Linked DNA regions of Homo sapiens: region 1 is linked to region 2. The links are chromatin loops, found by intact Hi-C in ENCODE. Cell type or tissue: K562. All regions are shown on one strand. Links, peaks and the distances in the headings refer to the core of each region. The heading gives the core; the rest is flanking DNA.

Evidence for each region. Peaks named below come from ENCODE experiments on the same cell type or tissue, not always from the same donor. Only the 100,000 strongest peaks of a DNase experiment are listed, where the experiment ranks them.
Region 1: it touches region 2 in a loop (3.0-fold over the local background); 1 of 110 quality-filtered maps calls a loop at or near these places.

Annotation. Positions count from the first base shown.
Region 1 is chr4:150,535,534-150,545,992 of GRCh38, forward strand. All of the region lies in intron 40 of LRBA (LPS responsive beige-like anchor protein), which reads right to left. Among named protein-coding and RNA genes, the nearest start is that of LRBA-AS1, 38 kb to the right of the region's middle. In K562, for the core only: no CTCF peak of the experiment used is centred there; DNase peaks (open chromatin) are centred at 5,718 and 7,738; H3K4me3 peaks cover 171 bases.
Region 2 is chr4:150,313,848-150,324,306 of GRCh38, forward strand. LRBA (LPS responsive beige-like anchor protein) reads right to left here. Exons shown (of 57, transcript NM_001364905.1): 50 at 7,344-7,521; 51 at 1,714-1,776. Among named protein-coding and RNA genes, the nearest start is that of DCLK2, 240 kb to the left of the region's middle. In K562, for the core only: no CTCF peak of the experiment used is centred there; DNase peaks (open chromatin) are centred at 5,334 and 7,454.

The DNA of each region.
Region 1 (10,459 bases), core at 2,841-7,840, 220 kb after region 2:
AATAAATGCAAATTACAATTCACGCAAGAACAGTAATTCCCAATATATTGGCTAAAAGAAAACTCTATTATCAAAAGCTTTCTCCTTAGCTGGGTAATGCTTTGGTTCATAGATTAGAGAACTATCTACCTTAAAACAAAGACTTTTTAAAATTGAAGATAGAAAACATCTGTAAACATTCTACATTTTCCTATGTTGTTTCCTAAATAACCTAAAAGGTCAATAAGAAAGAGATATTTTGTACTATAAAATACTTTCGTTCTTAAGACAAGGGTGCTGTGGCCCATACATTTGCTAGTATTCCTCTTACTGACTCTCAGAGGTGGTGTAGTTAAGAACAGAACTTCGACATGACTAATGGGGGTCAGCAGATATTACGTGTCTCCTCATATGTTCCAATATGAGGCATACATCATCAACTATAGTTCACCTAAAAATATTTACCTTAATATAACCAAGCCTTTACATTTAACTTCCAGCTTAAAGGATTACAAAGTATCTTTTACAATATAAATAACTACTATAAGCAAGTAAATAGATAAGTGCAGAGGTAGGACACTCTACAGAACAAATGCACTGGTCTCCTCAACAAGCCAGTGTTATGAGTAAAGAATTGCTCTGAAATGAAAAAAAGACTTAACAGACAGAACAACCAGATACAATGAGGATTCCCAGATTAAATTCCACTTTGGGCAAAAAAGTTACAAGGGATATTTTTGGAGAAAGAGGACACATTTAAATATTGATTAGGTATGAGATAATATTAAGGACTATTATTAATAATTTCATTAGATAATATTGTTACTTTGGTCTTTGTAGGAAAACATATTGTTTTAAAGACATAGAAAAGTATTTAGGAATGGACTGTTGGGTACCAATTTATTTTAAAACCCTTCAGCATTTCACTTGTGGTAGTGACTGAATTTCAATTGCGGTCGATTTTGGGGCACAAAGGTGGCTTCTGGTGCTGGTAACATTCTGTTTCCTATTCTAGTTGCTGGTTTTATCATTCTGTCCACTCTGCAAAAAGTTAGTGTGTTGTACAATTATGTGCAGTTTTCAGTATATGATGTATTTCCATGAACAGTATAAAACAAACTAATCAGCGTTAAAAAATGTTTACATGAATTAATTTTAAAATGCAACAGCTCTGGATTAAATTGTTTGGTTTTCAATTTTGGCTCTAAGCCTAATCAAGAACACAATCCCATTTATAATAGACACACACACACATAAACAAATGAGGTGAAAGGTCTCCACAAAGAGAACAACATAACATTGTGAAAAGAAATCAGAGATCACACAAACAAATGGAACAACATTCCGTTCTCATGAATTGGAGGAATTAATATCATTAAAATGGCCATACTACCCAAAGCAATTTACACATTCAACACTATTTCTCTCAAACTACCAATGTCATTTTTCACAGAATTAGAAATAACTATTCTAAAATCATATGGAAGCAAAAAAGAGGCTGAATAGCCAAAACAATCCTAAGCAAAAAGAACAAAGCTGGAGGTTTCACATTACCTGACTTCAAACTATACTATAAGACTACAATAACCAAAACAGCATGATACTGGTACAAAAACAGACACATAGACCAATGGAACAGAATAGACAATTCAGAAATAAAGCTGCACACCTACAACAAAAGTTTTAAAAAGTTGACAAAGATAAGCAATGGCGAAAGGACTGCCTATTTAATAAATAGTGCCGGTATAACTGGGTATCCATACACAAAAAATGAAACTGGACCACTGCCTTTCAAAATATACAAAAATTAACTCAAGATAGATGAAAGATTTCAAGGTAAGACCTCAAGCTATAAAAATCCTAAAAGAAAACCTAGGAAGTACCATTCTGGACATTGGCCTTGGCAAAGAACTTACAACCAAGTCCTCAAAAGCAATTGCAACAGCAATGTCAACAAAAAATGACAATTGAGATCTAATTAAAATAAAGAGCTTCTGCACACCAAAAGAAACTATCAACCAAGTAAACAGACAACCCATGGAATGGGAGAAAATATTTGCGAACTATGCATCTGACAAAGGCCTAATATCCAGAATCTATAGGAAACTTCATTCAACAAGCAAAACCCAAAGAACCCCATTAAAAAGTGAACAAAGGACCGGGCACAGTGGCTTACACCTGTAATCCCAGCACTTTGGGAGGCTAAGGCAGGTGGATCACTTGAGGTCAGCAGTTGCTCAGGACCAGCCTGAACAACATGGTGAGACCACCATCTCTACTAAAAATACAAAAATTAGCCAGGCATGGTGGTGCACGCCCGTAGTCCCAGCTATTTGGGAGGCTGAGGCATGAAAATTGCTTGAACCCAGGAGGGGGAGGTTGCAGTGAGCCAAGATCACACCACTGCACTGCAGCCTGGGTGACAGAGCGAGACTCTGTCTCAAAAAAAAAAGCGAACAAAAGACATTGAACAGAAGCTTCTCAAATGTGTCCAATGTGCAACCAACAAATATATTAAAAAGTGCTCAACATCACTAATCATCAGAGAAATTCAATTCAAAACCACAATGAGATACCATCTCACACTAGTCAGAATGGCTATTATTAAAAAGGCAAACAAATAACAGGTGCTGGTGAGGCTGCAGACAAAAGAGAACTTTTATACACTGTTGGTGGAAATGTAAATTCGTTCAGCCACTGTGGAAAGCAGTTTGGAGATTTCTCAAAGAACTGAAAACAGAACTACCATTTGACCCAGCAATCCCATTGCTGGATATATACTCTAAAGAAAATAAATCATTCTACCAAAAAGACACATGCACTGGTATGTTTATTGCAGTACTATTCACAATAGCAAAGACAAGGAATCAACCTAGATGCCCAGCAACAGTGGGGTTGATAAAGGAAATATGGTACATATAGATCATGGAAAACTGCACAGCCATAACAAAGAATAAAATCATGTCCTTTGCAGCAACGTGCATGCAGCTGGAAGCCATCATCCTGAGTGAATTAATGCAGGAACAGAAAACCAAATACCACATGTTCTCATTCATAAATGGGAGTTAAACACTGGGTACATATGGACATACAGATGGGAACAAGAGAGATTAGAGACTACTAAAGGGGGGAGATGGGGAGGGGTAAAAGGGGTGAAAAACTATCTACTGGCCAGGCGCACACCTGTAATCCAATCCCAACACTTTGGGAGGCTGAGGCAGAATGATTGCTTGAGCCCAGGCTCAGTGAGCCAAGATCATGTCACTGCACTCTAGCCGGATTACAGAGTGAGGCCCTGTCTCAAAAAAAAAAAAAAAACAAAAAACTACCTATTGGGTATTATGCTCACTACCTAGGTGACAGGATCATTCCTACCCCAAACCTCAGTGTTATTCAATATTCCCATGTAACAAACCTGCACATGTAGCCTCTGAATCTAAAAGTTAAGGGTTTTAAAAACCTTTAACTTTTTTTTTTTGTTAGACAGAGTCTCATTCTTGTCACCCAGGCTGGAGTGCAGTGGCATGATCTCAGTTCACTGCAACCTCTGCCTCCTGGGTTCAAGCAATTCTCCTGCTTCAGGCTCCCGAGTAGCTGGGACTATGGGCACGCACCACCATGCCCGGCTAATTTTTGTATTTTTAGTAAAGATGGGGTTTCATCATGTTGTTCAGGATGGTCTCAATCTCTTGACGTCGTGATCCGCCCGCTGCGGCCTCCCAAAGTGCTGGGATTACAGGCATAAGCCACAGTGCCCAGCAGTTTGTTTAAATTGAGGCTGTACCATGAACTGGGTAAGTTATTAACAGCCCTGCACCTCAATTTCTTCATCTGAAAAATGTTAGCCATAAAAAATTTTTTACCCCAATTTCTAAACTAGGCTATTCTAAGGTATTTTCTTCTTTCACTTGCCATTTTTTGTGTGTTTATATTACTTTCCTTATTCAGTCCAAAATAGATTTCCAATGCCCTATCTCTAAAAGTTGGAAACATTCTGAAATAAATCTAAACAAGAGTTTTCAATTGAAATTAATACCAGTAGTCTTATAAAGTCGAAAGGAGATTCACAGTATCAACATAGTCTTAAGCGCATCTTAAACAATATATCTGCTCTGAATAGTTACCTGGAAGTGGCAGTGATTGTATGGCCTCACTAGAATCCAACGTAACATATACCAGAATATTATACATTAATTGACCTGAACACTACTCAGTGTGCTAAGTGATCTGGAGAACAGTAACTGAGATACATATACATCTAGAAGTTCACAAAGGGAAGTAGAAAAGGTGTTGCCGAGAAGACTATTCAAGATTACTTTGTCAGTACTGAAACTGTATATTTTATCAGAAATAAAATTCTAGGAATATCTTTTAGAGTATCAGTTCGTTAAACATCAGTAAAGGAATAAAAACATTTATGTACTCACAAATATCGTATTAATATTTGAAAGTTTTTTAATGTTTAGTATTTTATTTTTTAATTTTTATGTATTTATGTCATTTGAAGTATACTGAATAGCTTTTAAATTAAATCATAGCTAACTTACTTTCCGTTATATGTCTTGCTACTTAATAAAGAATATCACAAAATACCTAGGTTTTACGGACATTTTAATAATATAAACTGACCATTATTTTTGCATTCTCGAAAACAGACCATAATACTCTTAGGTAGTATGCTGAACATTTGGGATGGGTTTTTATGGGTGTTGTTGTTGTTGTTGGGAGACGGAGTCTCACTCTGTCACCCAGGCTGAAGTGCAGTGGCGCGATCTCGGCTCACTGCAGCCTCCTAGGTTCAAGCGATTCAAGTAGCTGGCTACAGATGTGCGTCACCACACCCGGCTAATTTTTGTATTTTTAGCAGAGACGGGGTTTCACCATGTTGGCCAGGCTGGTCTTGAACTCCTGACCTCATGTGATCCGCCTGCCTCAGCCTCTCAAAGTGCTGGGTATACAGGCATGAGCCACCAGCGCCCAGCCAACATTTTGAAAAACAATAAAAATGAAGATTTTAAGGCATGCTATTGTTTTACAAAATAGCCTGGCTTAATTTTGTAGTTGTAAAGTAACTCAACAAAAAGCAATTGTAAGAATGTTTATAATACATTCCTTAATAACAATAGCAACTTATACTTTCTTAAAAGTGTTTTTCCTTTATAACTTTCAAAATGTTACTATTACACAACTCAGTGATATACATGTGTCATATAAGTTGGTGCAATTATCTAGCAGAAATACAGCCACAGAAGCTAAGAAGGGCCCTGTGTCAGCAAAATCAACTTTAAAGAACATCTTGCTTAGAAACTAGAGAGCATAAACTCAAAATTTAAAGCTATTTTTGTTGCTGTAAATTTTTAACCATATAGATGCACCATTAAACAGCAAAACTTTTCTGATTTTCAGGATGAATTTTATAATGCTAATATAGAGCAGCGGAAATCATAACCATTACTGTCCTCAAAAAATGGTGGCTTTATCAGTTCTAGGAAAATTTACATATGAGTAACAGAAAACCTAACTAAAAAATGTTGTAGGCAGCTTAGATTCCTTTCTTCTCAAATAACAAAGGTAAACGAAAGTTAGCCAGTTACTGGATTTAGTCAGTTCAATGGCTCAAATAGTATAAAGGCTCGGGGTTCTATTATTTTCTTGGCTTGTTCCACGTATTATGTTTAAGTTCCAGGGAGGAAGAAGGGAAAGGAGAAGGATAAAGACCAAAGAGCATGACTGAGCTGAGTCAGCTCCACCTATAAAAAGGTTTCCCAGAACTCCAACCCAGCTTCTACTTATCTCTTGCTGGCAAAAAATATACCTAATGATCAGTCCTAGCTTCAAGGAAAGCTGGAAAAACTGGGACAGGAGAAGGAGGTTAAGCTGGAACATTGGTTCCTTTCAAAATTCACAGTCCTATCAGTTTTCTTAAAATATATTTCTGAAACTACTGCCATCCAAACTACTTCATATATAACAGTTCTTAAGAACATGCCAAATATAGACATTTCTCCTCTTTGAAAAAACACCTAAGGAAGGAAAATATTAAAAAATAGAATAAATGATTTTTTAAAAGGTATCAATTTCAGAAGTTTAAATACATTTTTATAGTGTCTAGTACCGTTTTATGCTATTTTAATGATTCAACTATATACTATCTACAGAAGACTCACTTTATAATTCATTTATTTTTAGAGACAGGGTCTTGCTCTGTCATTCAGGCTGGAGTGCAGTGGATGCTTCCTTGAACCTCATAGCTCGCTGCAGCCTTGAACTCCTGGGCTCAAGTGATCATCCTGCCTCAGGCAGCAATAGGTGCACACTATCACACCTGGCTAATTTAAAAAAAATTTTTTTTTGTAGAGGCAGTGTCTCGGTATGTTGCCCAACCTGGTCTTGAGCTGGTCTCAAGCAATCCACCTGCCTCGGGAGACTCCATTTAGATTTAAAGACAGAAATACCTTGAAAGTAAATAAATGGAAAAATACTTACAATATTTACTGCATATATTGCATACTAATATGTAAAATTAAGCAATAAAGCATATGTTATGTCTGAATCATGCATTGCATTTTAGAATAGTATTTTAAAATTTATAGTACTTATTAACCAGCTTTTTACTTTTGAAATCAATCTCAAACAAAAATGGGTTCATTGCCTCACAAGTGTCTCTAAACCTTGCTCCTCCCCTATCCTCTGGTTTCCTGCAGGCAGGCAGTATAACCAATGGGTAAGAGCATGAATTCTGGAATTGGACTACCTGGGTTCAAAACTAGCTCTAGCAATGCTGGGCAAACTAATTAATTTCTCTTAGCTCATTCAGCTATAAAACAGAAATAATAATTGTAAGAATTAAATGAGTTAATGTATATAAAACTTACAGCATATCACACATTAAAAGTGTCATTTCTTGTTATTGTTATGACCTTTTCCTTCATTTGTGATACATGTATTAAGCACTTACCATATACCAGACATTGTGCTAAATATTAGAAATTTGGGTATTTGGGTTATGACCAAATCAGACATAAACTCTGTCTTGCACATATCAAAAATATTAAACATGATTTTACCACCTTTTTATTACTATAAAAAGTGAATACTGAATTTGTTTTCTGCAGCTAACGAGAAGAAATCAATAAAGGAAAGTTAATATAAACACAAAGCAATGAAAATATTTATAAGGCATTGATGATGCTAGCCAGTTCCTGCTTCCTGTAACACCTAGCTATGAATGTTCTTAAAAGACAAATCCAGAATCGAAAAACAAACTCAATGATTTAAAATCACCCAATCTTCAGAATTTCTATTCCATATAATTATGAATCTGATAATGACACATCCATAATCATACAAAAAAATTTTAAGGTTTCATAGCAAACTTCAAGAAAATTTTAGATAGTCTGGTGGTACTAAAAAATTAGACCAAAATAATTTTATAATGAGGCTTAACATTAAAATACAAAAATGCAAATAAATTGCCATCTTTATTACCAAAAACATAAGTGTCCCAAAATTCACCAGTCCCCCACAAAAAACTAGAACACATATTTATTAACTCAAGGGGCTTTGCTAATTATGTAAATGTCTATCTTTTCTACATGTAATTTCATTCAAACTTCCTCTCTTTCCCCCAATTAACGATCCTGCCAAATGTTGGGACTTGAAAAGGCCACAGCTTTATACACAATTAACAGTCAAATTCTAACACAAATTACATGTCATTCTTATCTCTGTATACACATTGAACTCCTATATCTTGTTGCCAAGAGGGAGCTTGCACTAGGGAATACATCCTGAATTTGTTTAATGTCCAGGAATAACATTTCACACTTAGAAAGGAGATACTATCCACTGCCAGCTATGTGAACTGAAATTTGCCATGTCCTATCCTTTTCATTTTGTTCAAATAGGTAGTTTAGAAAATGAGTAACTATCCACTTATCTGTTTTAACCAAATATTTTCTTGACGCAGAAGAGGCAATCATGATCTTTGGTTTTCTTTAGACACTTTTTAGGATGATTACAGAAACTTTTATGAATGGTAAACTTATTTTCTGAATAGAAATTGGGGAACTATCATTTGACACATAATCTCACTACCAGAAAAAATATTTGCAATTGGATCAATCCCAGAAAATTAGATTTACATATATGGTCATTATATTTATGATTGCTTCCCGAGAAAAGGTTTCAACAGCAGCAACACTAGAAATAACCAATTTCTTATTCAGTAAGTATATGAGACAATCATCACATCAAAATAGTCAGACATGTCCCAATCTTTTGAAGTATAGCATTTTATTACCAAAGTACCTCAACAAATACCAGTCATTTACATACTAAAAGGGCAACTAAAATATATTTTATATATATTAATATGTACATGTTATGACCTAAAGTTATGAAAGCTTGTAAAACACAGCACTTTTAGAATACAAACATCCCCAAATTAAACTTTTAAAGAAACAAATCTGATTGGGTTTAGTTACTAGCTTACTGCTCTTCAGTAGTCTCCACTGTCCTTAGAATAGTATCAACTGGCATTTGTCTACCTGTCCAGCTTTGCCTCCTACAATCTGCTTACTAAACCCTCAGCTCCAAACATAATTCTTCCTTTCTTTTTTTTTTTTTCTTTCAAGACAGAGTCTCAATCTGTTGCCCAGACTGGAGTGCAGTGGTACGATCTCGGCTCACTGCAACCTCCTCCTCCTGGGTTCCAGTGATTCTCATGCCTCAGTCTCCTGAGTAGCTGAGATTACAGGTGCATGCCACCATGCCCAGCTAATTTTTGTATTTTTAGTAGTGACGGAGTTTTGCCATGTTGGCCAGGCTGGTCTCAAACCCCTGACCTCCAGTGATACACCCACCTTGGCCTCCCATACCATAATTCTTTCTATTCCTCCATCTCAACAAACTATCTCTTTAAACTGACATTTACCCTAAGCCTGGAATACAATAACCGCTCATCTTTCAGTTCACACTTCAAATGTCGTTTCCTCAATGAAGCCTTCCTTTAATTCCCTTCTCCTATCCCTGACCCCCAAATAGATTCAGTGCCCAGATATACATTTCCATGCTACTCCACACTTCCTTGCCACAGCAATTTCTACAGTATATTGAAGCTTGTTGTTCACCCCCTGTTGGCATGTAAGCTCTGTAACATTAAGAAAAACCATGTTTGTCTTGCTCACTATTGAATTCCCAAGGTCTAAACATATGGGCCTGACCCTCACACCCTCATTTGATTTCTAAAATTGGGCTTACATATATCAAATTAAGGCAGGGCTCATATGCATTGCAACATTCAGTTAAAATACTCTCTTCCATCGTTATAAATTCCTTCATATGAATATAAAATGTTCTGATAACCAAAACAAACAAGAAAAAGTGAAAAAATTGCAATTTGTTTCTACACTGCCTTCAGTTTCATGTGGTGAATCTGGAGTCAGAACCCTAGATTTGACTTCAGATTGTATCGCCTGTTACCTATATGATGATGTGAAGTGCTTAACATCACAAAGCCTCATATTCCTCTTCTGTAAAATAGAAAATATTAATGCTTGTCCCACAAACCTTAAAGAGCTGGGATCTATTAATAAAATTATGCTCATGAAAGCCTTTAAAAACGATGAAGCATTTCATAATAAAATGAATTAACATCTTTGTTATTAATACCATAATCAAGGTAATCTCAGTTAAAAATAATGCATACAAATTATTTCAGAAAAACTTTGGCATATATATGAGCTAGAATGTACTAGTTAAAATAAATACAAAAGTTTAACCTCAAAAGAAGATTACAAATCAATTGTAAAATACATTCCAATATTCTAAGATATTGTTGCTACAATCTCAGAAAATTTTACTCCTGAAATTTCATATCCTTCGTGATATCTGAAACCTATCAGTTAAATTCATTATTAATTCTTTTATTTTACTTATTGCACTTTAGAATCCCATCCAGGGAATCTGTTATTATTCTGAGACCACAATCATAATTCTTTTTAAAATAAAAATGTGAACATTAAGCTTAAAAAAAATAATTCGCAACTTAACTCTGTGGTAAACAGGTGAACAAAACAACAATTATATAATATCTAAAACCATTTTATGCTTTAAAAATAGGTTTATATGTACTGAATACTGGCTAAGATAGGAAATATTTGATTTCAAATTTGTTAAGAATTTAAAGACATAAAAAGTTAGATTAGAAGTTATCTTAAAACAACAATAAGGTAGTCATTAAAAACATGATCAAACAAGAAAACAATTTCTTTTAACTCATGCTAGGAAAGTTATTCAATATTCTATTACTTATTAGAGTAAAAATAATCTTGGTCTTTGATTTTTGAGTGTTAAAAAACCAAACTTTTCCAAAATTCAACTTCTGATGCAACAGCTAATTCAGAAAAGAAAAAGTTTTTTTTTTTCTTTTTCCTATCCATTTGGGCTACATGATTCTAAAATTACAGGTATAGTCACA
Region 2 (10,459 bases), core at 3,291-8,290:
ATATATATATATATAGCCTGAAGGTAATTTTATATAATATTTTAAATAATTTTGTGCCTGACATAAAGTTTGGACTGTGTTTGAATGTGACCTGTCACATGAGGTCAGGTGTGGAATTTTCCACTTGTCTTGTCACGTTGGTCTTTAAAAAGTTTCAGAGTTTGGAGTATTTGGGGCTTGGGATTTGCAGATTAGAGGTGCTCAACCTAAAATATTTACTATCTGGCCCTTTACCAAAAAAGTTTACCCATGCTTACCCTAAAGGGTTACAACAATTGATGAATTCATTTAATTAGACTTGATAGCATAGGATATTCATTGTCAAGGTGCAAAGAAAATGATGGGTCTAAAATTCAGAAATAATGCTTTAAATGACTCAGCAAATGGGCTTTATTATTTTCCTGACTTTTAAACTACCCAAGTGAGCATTTTAGTTTTTTTAATATATGGCAAATCATATCTACTCAAAACAAAACAAGATTTAAGAACCAGAGTGGTATTTATCCTTCATGTAGATAATTACGTATTAGATTTCTGATTATACTTGGGGAAATGATAAATGAATTGGTTTAGAGCTTAAGGTTATTTCTGTTCATCCTGATAGTCTACCTGCTAATGGTAGCCATTTAGCTCTCCATTGAAACAATGCCTTTTAAAGACAAAAATGGTAACTATATAAAGGGAACATCTTGGATTTTAAAATAATAAATCTGCTTCATTCATATGCTTTCTTTAAAAACATTAAAATTCTAACAAATTTATTTGTGCCAGGAAAATCTGACAAAATTACAAGCCAAATATCTATGCCGATAGCATTACACCACAGGTAGGCAAGTAAGTTTTTATTCTAAAAGTTATTAAATAACATCTTCAAAATCGAGGCTTAACATTCTTAGTGATGCCACATTTGAAATCCCCACACGTAAGGATGAAAAATGCTAAACTAGAGATTTCGACTAATCTACTCAAAAAGCCTAACAGCAATTAAATATTCTAAGTCATCTGCTGCAGATGCTCATTTCATCCCAATGGCTCTTTCTGGTCGCCTCCCTATTTTTTTCTCCCCTGAACAAATTTAACCTCCAATGGCAATTTATTGGGCTGTAGGACCCTAGGAAAATGAATACAAATATCTTAACACTACCATTGGCTGGGCAATATATTTCAACTTTGAAACTGCTCTGCAATTGCACATTAATCCCCTCAGACTGAACAGAAGGTCTAGGAAGAAAGGATTGATCTCCTTTAATGATGAAACCCTGGCACTACAGTTTTATTTTTCATAACGCAGTGCTGCTAAGAACCCCACTGTTATTATGAAAATTTTCCTAGCAAAGGAGCTCCATCACATTACCGGTGCACCAATTCATCATAACGTGCCTTGCTCCTGCTCATCAACAAGTCTGAGTGATGAAAAGATCCAATATTATCCTGACAGTACTTCATGCGCATTCTCAATCACACATTATTACAGCATCCATATTAATTTTCAGTGACACGCGTCCTAGGCCTGTTCAAATTAGGCAAACCAACGAGGGGGAGTTGATGAAATACCAGCATAGCCACAGCTCATTGCATTCCAATTTGCATGCAAATGGTTTATCAGGAAAATTCCATTCCCAGCAACCAGCAAGTGAAAAACAACTGTAATCTACACTTCAGGGCCACCATACAGAGCTTAATGAATCGCAAAGAGAGAAGGAAGTGACAGACCTATGAGAGGATCGATTTCCACTGGCAGCTGGTATGGCTGGTCTTGTACAGCACCTTGATGAGCTGGAATTCACAAAAGATAAAGAAAAAAGGCATTATTTTTTATATACTAAACTACATAAAAATGCATAAGTCAAACCTTATGTAGAATTGTTTCCAATCTCTAAATCTTTCATGCAGTTTTGTGAAATTTAAAGAACAAAAATCCAGGTGCTTTTATGGCTAGCTTATTAAACATTTATTTTAGATTAGTGCCGCTCTGAACTGTGCCATCAGCAGTGGCTCCAGTCCTAGGCCATAAGCTATAGCAGATGCTTGACTGGCAACCTCTGATGCTGCAACAAAACAAAATTAAGTGGTAAAGCGCACTGAAAACAAAATGTGACAACCATCTGCTGACTGTAGCAAATACTATTTTTTTGTTACTTCTTAAAAAGGCAGTTTTGAATGCTACAGCACAAAGGATCTACAAAAATGTCAACTTATGATGGAGAAAGGGAAAGCTCTAAGTCAGGGAACATTTAGTGTTTCATCCATCACTTAAAATCAATCAATTGAAAGTTTGAATAAAAATAAAGAAAGCTATCCGCAGATAAATGTTTTAGTTAAATGCATTTGGCTGAAATATTTTCTTAAAGATTGGATTGAGGGTTTAAAAAGAAGTTTTATTAATATTTAATATTTCCATGGTTTCAATTTAAAAATACTCTGAGAAGGAGATGAATAACAAAAATCAATCTATCCTAAGAATACTTTGTTCAATTCTCAAAATGGTTTTAAAGATTCAGGCATACTTATTTTATAATTGAAGAGAGGTTTTGCAGGCTGTTTCCCTCTGAAAGGGAGAAGGACTTTCGGTAGAGAGGAAGTATATCAGGAATCAGGAACTACCTGATGCAACCTTGTGCAAATCATAAACCCTAAAACAGGGTTCAGAATAGATTATCTTTTCAGCTTCATAGTTCTGACAGTTAAATTCTGGGCCCTTTTCCAAACTATTTTCCCCAAACGACTCAGCCATTCACCCTGCTCAGTATCTACTTTTTATAGACTCACAAGCATTCACATTATTGCTTGGTTGGTATTAGAGCTCTGCTTAATGCCATTGATACCGGTGGGCTAGGGGAGGTCCCCAAACACCAGTGGGACCTCAACCCTGGCTCTTGACACTGTGGTGAGAAGAAACTCAAGGACAAGTCAGAAAATAGTGAAAGTATGGAGATTTATTGCAAAGCAAAAAGTACACACTCAAAAGGGGAGTGTGGGTGTACTCAAGAGAGAGTCGTGGACAAGGGGCGTTGGGGTTCCTATCTTTATGGGTTTCTGTTAACCAAGGGGTGGAATGTTCATGAAGATTCCTGGAAAAAGGTGGCAATTTCTCAGAACTGTGGTGCCATCCATTTTTACACCAAATATGAGTGCTCCTGGAACGGTCATGGCCCTGGTGGGTGTGTGATTTGTATGTTAATGAGCATATAATGAGGTCCTATGTGAAACCTAGATCAAACTCAGCACCATGTTGGGTCCAGACAGTCTCAGCCAGCTTGGCCTGCACCCTGGTTTTTTCAGGGTCTTATCAGATCTTAGCTTCTGCAGCTATTTCAACAGTTTCCTTTTGATAGTCAAGAAACTGCTGCCTGGAATTTTCTATTCTCCTGTGATTACCATATATTATTCCTGTCTTACCATAAGATTTTAGGAAATCTATCTGTCTTTGAGGGGCTGAAAATAAATATGGGGTACATTTCAATAAGTTCATTAGATTATTTTATACTTACTCTGTCATAGTTTCTCCAGTTAGTAAATACCAACTTTTTAAAGATGTTTGGAAGGTCATTAATACTGATAAAACACCTAAGTACAGTATTGGCACTAGAAATTACAGTATGTATAAGAAACTAAAGTAGCTGAAGAAAAGAAACCACAACGGCTCTTTTAAAAAAAACCCAAAAGGTATTTGTCTTTGCTGATTACTGTCTCTGCTGGCAAAGAAATCACAGGATACTCACAAGGGAGGACCAGGAAAAATGCACTACAGCCTCTGGTCTACCCAATAGTGCCACTTACTTCCAGCAATACCAGTGTCAATCAACATTAATACCTTTAGAATTTCCCTCTACTTCTCTGATAATCTGAGATCTTAGAAACATTTAAACCAAACTGTCAGTGAAATGGGTTTAAGGAGGTTTGCTGATGCTTCAAATCCTACTTCTGCCACTGACTGGCTGTATGAACTTGGTCAAGTTATGTAATCTCTATGTTTCAATTTCCTGATCTATAAAATAGGTTAGATTGAACCATATGAAATTGCCAATAACTGACTGTTTTGACCTATAAAAAAACGCGATTTCATATGGTTTCAACCTAAGTACAGAACCTACATCCTCAGGTTGTTAAGAAGATTGAGTTAATACACATAAAATGATTAAAACACTACTTGAAGAGGCATGAAAGTTTATCTACTCCAGCCATGTTTTGCCAGTGAGGACACTGAGCCCAGGGAGCTCGCCTTATTCTGCATCAAATATGCCCAGTCAGTGGCAGAGTTTGAGCCCAGGTTTTCTCACTCGGATTTTATGACCACCTCTCCCCTCTTTCATTAGAGCAGGAAAGTTGGGACCTGGATTCAGCACTGTTCTTTTTGGCCACCAGTTAGAATTTTTTTTAAGAAGAAGGAAAATCTTAGAAACTAGAAAAATGCTCTATAAACATTTGCTGGTGTTATTCTAATTTTTGGAGGTTTTCAAGATCCTTTGAATGAGAAGGGAGGTTAAAGATTATTTATTTTCTAAATCAGACACTACTCAAAGAACTGAGGGGAACCAGCTGTCTAATGAATGAGCTATGGAAATCATAGATCCTCAGAAAAGAAACAGAACCTAAAATTAAAAAAATAAATATTGTAATATGGATTTGATATTTACCAAAGAAAAACTGTCAGGGATTTTTGATGTTTGTTTTAAATCAAGGCATAGTGACAGGTAAAGGTAGCAAGAGATAGAATGAAAGGTTAGATTTATGTAAACATACCTAAAATGAAGCATAGACTTAATATAATAAACGCTTAATATTCTTAGTTGCAGGTGCAGCTCAAATTGGAGATCACATTCTAGAAAGATAACTGCCTGTGGTGTATTCCCATATGTTATCGCTTTTTGTATTTTTCTGGTGAAAAGTTGCTGTGTCATACTGTAAAGGCAGTATGTATGGAAAGGGTGAAGACAAACATCTCTAATGACATGGTTATAGACACAATGAAAGCTCACTGAACAGAAATATAGGCAAGATTCTGCAGAACCTTGCAGTTCCCCTAGCTATCTTACAGAAAGGTGAGCCAGGACTGGGAACAGTTGGATGCATCCTAAGTGGTACTCCAGCAGTGAGACTCTACCCCTAAATCACTTTACATATTTATTTATAGAAAAATTGGAAGTGGAGAAGATAATACCTGACCACTAGGTATTAAGGGAAGCAAGCTTTGTAGTGAGGGACACCAGCTTGCTGGAAAGGTGAAAGCCAGAAGCTTAGTCATCAACGCGTAGGGTCTTAAATGCTTAGGGTTATCAGTGCTAAAACTTGAAATCAGCTGGAGACCGAGGAGCCCTGTGGTTGAGCCAGCTCAGTTCCCGTTGAGCCAGCTCTTCCTAGGCTAAAGTAAAGATGGGGGCAGAGTACAGTCAGGGCTTTCCAGCAGTTGCAAGGTTTGCCCCTCCTCACATCTGATGTCACTCTGTTTAAACTGAAGAAGCTCTCAGGGCTGCCACAAACAGCCACCCAGGATAAGCATCATCATTGGTGGTCCTGAAGTCACACATGCTGGTGCAAAGCTCTAAGGGTAACCGCACATAGAGTAGGTAAATCCTCTAGTGTATTTGATAGAACATATCACCAGCATGTTTTTCTTCTAAAAAGTGTTTAGAGAAACAAAAAAATCACGTTTCTTAAATAAATTGTAATATTTAGTCCCAAAATATAAGTATGTTATTTTCATAAATATTTACTTCTGTAAGAGAAGTTTACTTAAAGAAAAAAGAATAAAAGGACATAATAATAGAGATATTAAATATCTGCCTCCATTTTTACTGTCTCTACCTTTTCTGAAATCTATTTTGTAGTCAAATATTGGCATTTATTTGCATCGTTTCATTTCCAATATACCCAGGAAAATGGCTATATTTAATCAATTCTAATACCAACTACAGATTCTTTGTGGTAGGTATACCTTATTGAGCTTAGTCAATGTACCAAGTTTTTGTTTGAATGTCAATTCTGTTCCCTTGTGAAAGCTGTTGCATTTAATTTGGCATGAGGTCCTTGTTCAAGAACTTGTATTTTTGCAACCATTTCAGGTATTCTAACGAGCAGTGCTTTATGCACACTTCAGAGATTTAATGACAATTTCATGAACTATTAAAATGTATCTTTTAAATTTGCCTACCTAAAACAACGGCTTGGGAAAAAAGTCTATAATCTCCAGAAGTTTAAAAGATTTTCCTTCTTCTTAAAAAAAATTCTAACTGGCCAAAGAGAACAGTGCTAAATCCAGGTCCCAACTTTCCTGCTCTAATGAGAGAGAATACATTACAGAGGGGTGGTCATAAAATCTGAGTGAGAAAACCTGGGCTCAAACTCCGCCACTGACTGGGCATATTTGATGCAGAATAAGGCGAGCTCCCTGGGCTCAGTGTCCTCACTGGCAAAACATGGCTGGAGTAGATAAACTTTCAATGCCTCTTTAAATCTGCACTGTTTATGATTCTAATGGTTATTTCAGTTGAGCATGACTGTGTTGAGCATTTAATGGAAGAACAGAAGGTACTTACAGATATTCAATATTTTGGCTATGTAATTTAAGTGTTCTTTTTTTTTTCTATTATCCTCAACAAATACTACCAATACTACCATGCCAAGCACAAAAAGGTACAGTTTCTGGCACATAATAGACAATCAGAATTGTTTACTGTGGCTGGACATAGTGGCTCATGCCTGTAATCCCAACACTTTAAGAGGCTGAGGCAGGAGGACTGCTTGAGGCCAGGAGTTCAAGACCAGCCTGGGCAACATAGCGAGCCCATCTCTACGAAAAGTTAAAAAAAATTAGCCAGGCATGGTGCTGCGTGCCTGTAGTCCTAGCTAATCAGGAGGCTGAGGCAGGAGGATTGCTTGTGCCCAGGAGTTCAAGGCTACAGCGAGCTATGATCACACCACTGCACTCCAGCCTGAGTGACAGAGCAAGGCCTTGTCTCTAAAAACAAACAAAAATTTGTAAAAACCCAAGTGTTTATTAAGTAAAATGAAAGTAAAAAAGAGAAACATTTGATAAATAAATAAATATATACTGTTTATGGACATAATATAGAATATCATTATATTAAAATACTATATTAGAAACAATATTTATCTCCAAGAATAAAGATAAACCACCAGAAGCTAAAAAGTAGTTTATGTTTTTAACATTTGTACTATATGCCTCACGTGGGCCTTTTTTAAGCCTTTCAAACTATTAAACAATTTGATTCAGACTAATGCTTGAAAATTAAAAGCTTAAATGTTGAGATATGCTATATTTAAGTGGGTATTACACAGTGTTCAGCAGTTACCATGCCTTATAATGGTATTTCTTTACTTACCAGGAAGGTTGTGCCATTTGTTCACCGCAAATAACCTGTTAGCAGTGACTGTGATCACAGCGGGAGTTGCCAAACCAGGCTGGGTGTTGGCTGCCACGTGAGTAACAGGGGAGTTGGAGGGAAACTTGAGGACCATGATAACATCCTGCTGGGCTTTGTCTGTGAACATCAATGGACTCTGCAGGAGGAGATACTGTTGAGTGGGCATGACAAGACCCAAATAGACAAGAAGGAAAAGATGAAGAAAGACAAGAAAGAGAGGGGGTGCAGGAAAAGAAGAGGAAGACCATATTAACATGAGTTGTAAGTGGAAGCACAGTGAGCAGAAAGGCTTGTAGAAACAGCAGTCATGATCTGTTATTCATGTATGTCGTTAGTTGGAATTTTGGGGGACTGAAGTAGAATACATTAACAGAAACACTTTAAAATTTATAAATTTTATGAGCTCCCTTTCCCTCCCCACTGCCACGAAAAACTAAAAGAATGATTTGATTTAGATTCTACACAGGCAAAGTGCTGGGGATTGCATTAAACCATTCTGGTTGCTATCGTGTCACATAATGATCTTTTAGCACTAAAAAAACAGTAAGAATGGACAACAGGCATAAAAGCAAGACAAGGTAATTTCCAAAGATCATCAAAAGTTGTGTTGAGTTAGCAGGAAGATTTTGACAACTACAAAGAGGTAATGAAAACAAATACATTTATAAACAATAGTTAGACTGCATGCATATATTATTACAGTAGAGAAATAACTTATGAACGTAATATACAAACTTAATTATAAAGGTGTTTGAAAGCAATGCATAAATGTACTTGTAAAAACAATATATTTATATAGTGTACCAAATCATAAACACTGCCTATTGTAATGCAAATGCTACTGCTTTCTGCTGTAGCTAGGAATAAAGAGAAATACCTAGGTGTTCCTCTTCCCTGTTGGTTAAAAAACAAACAAAACTAGAGCTCAAGACTTTTTTGATTTCTCCTTCAAAAAACAGAGTAATTGAAAATGTTAAATGAAACACTGTCTGTTCTAATAACCAGCAACCAAATAAATCTTGAAGACTACTAAGGATTTGGAACATTCTTACAACCCATATGTCATAATCCAAGACATATATAACACTGCTCTGATTTATTGGCTTTATTTATACTTTGTGGTGGTGTGCTATCATACAGTAATTGCACTGTACATTTTCAGCAATTCTCTCCTACCATGTCTGTTTTCTAATAGCTGATTAGTATCATTCAGAATTGAAACACTTTGATGAAATGCTTCTGGCTGCTTTCCTTCTGCCATATTTCAAAACACCAGGTAATATGTAAATGTGGAGGCACATATATTTAACACATATTTATTCAGAACTGGTAATAAAAAATTAAATACATTTGCATTTTTATTATCAGTCCTTTTAAAAAAGTTATTAAGAGTACTTAGAAAAACATATTGCACTAAGAATTCCTATTTGCACTCTTTGCATAAAGGTGTAAATAAAGGCAACTAATAAGCTACCCGGACACCCTTCTGAGCAAGTGGCTAAAAGCCAATCAATATTATGAGTTAATCCTCCCTGGATGCTCATTCAATTAAAGGTGTCAGTAATGCCTCATCTGATGTGGCCTCAATTAAGTCCAACTATCTGATGGTGTGAAAACACAGGGGGATACAGCAACAGCAGCAAAACCAGACAAATAGGCAGCCTTCGTGTGCCTGCTAATTACTACACCTGGTGTATATTATGGTTCATGCACTTAACGCAGCACGAGGTGGCTTTAATTTCTGCTATATTTGTGTGTGTCTCTGTGTGTGTGTGTGTGTGTGTGTGTGTGTGGGGATGCATTGATGGTTGATGGGGGAGCTCATCTGAATGTTACTAAAAACAATAAATATGTGGCCTTTGATTTTTAAAACCCTAGTATCACTAGTTTTTGTCACACAAAGAACGTTTTATATAGTTTTTAAGGAATTCTGTGAAATTAGGTAAAAATGAGAAACAGGGAGCAACATGAAGGAAAATATCCCATAAGCTAATTTTAAAGAAGTCCTGGGAAAAGGAAATGAACATCATTTCCAAGTACCAAGTCTTATTTTTCAATTATGTAGTTTTTAAATAATATTTACGAAAGTCAATTTATAAACTCAGAGAAAATCAGAGTACAACATAATCATAAAATCTCACTGAAAGGAAGTACATACATATTTCTGAGCTTAACAGCTCATACTATAAATATAATTAGGCTCAAATTGAATAGTTCCAATGTTTATGCCCTTAAAAAACACAAAAAAAATCTCTCATGTGTAGGAAGAATGTCTTGTTTACATAGTGACTCTGGTGGGCCAACTCTAAGCCACACGGCAAGGACCAGCCACCTTCCACAGCAAGCTGCAGACACCATGTCCAGAAATGTCCACTGCCTTCGTACAAATATCTGTCCCTCTAGTCTGCTCCTCCATACCCCATCCTGACTAGAGCTCCTGATGCAGGCAAGTAGCAGGAAACTCTCTTGGGCGTTTCATCATATATCCTTGGCTAAAAAGCATGAATGAGAAACACCAGAAATAAGAAAACCATACCCCACACTACTAGGCTACTCTGCAGTGACAGCAGCAGCTGCAGATGAGCAGAGCAACTGGTAAAACAGGGATAAGAGAAACAAAGCCTCTTTTAATACTGGGTACCTCTGTGAGCCAAGGCTGGGGTACAAGTAGGAAATTGCTAGCCAGGTTTCATCAGTTTTCCCAGATTAAGTATACATTTGTTGACAACTCTGGTTTCTTTTTAAACTGCCTTTTCCCCATGCACATATGGACAAAGCGAAAAACACAATTTGTGCAAGTCTGAAGAGGAGTTCAGGTATTCAATTCAGAGGATAAAGGTAATGGAAAAGACGGCCTCCCATCCTTATATGAGCATGAGCCTTCCCCGCCTTCTCACCCTCGGGATAGCAAAGCTGCTCTGCCTGTATGAGCCAATAAGCCTCTGCCATGGAAGAAGGCTGGGCAGTGACCCCAGCAGAAAGTCAATGGAGCAGAGGAGGTGCTTCCATTTGCCAGCACCAATGCAGCCTGAGTCTCAATGGCAAGCTATTACTAAAGCTAATTCCAAATGCAA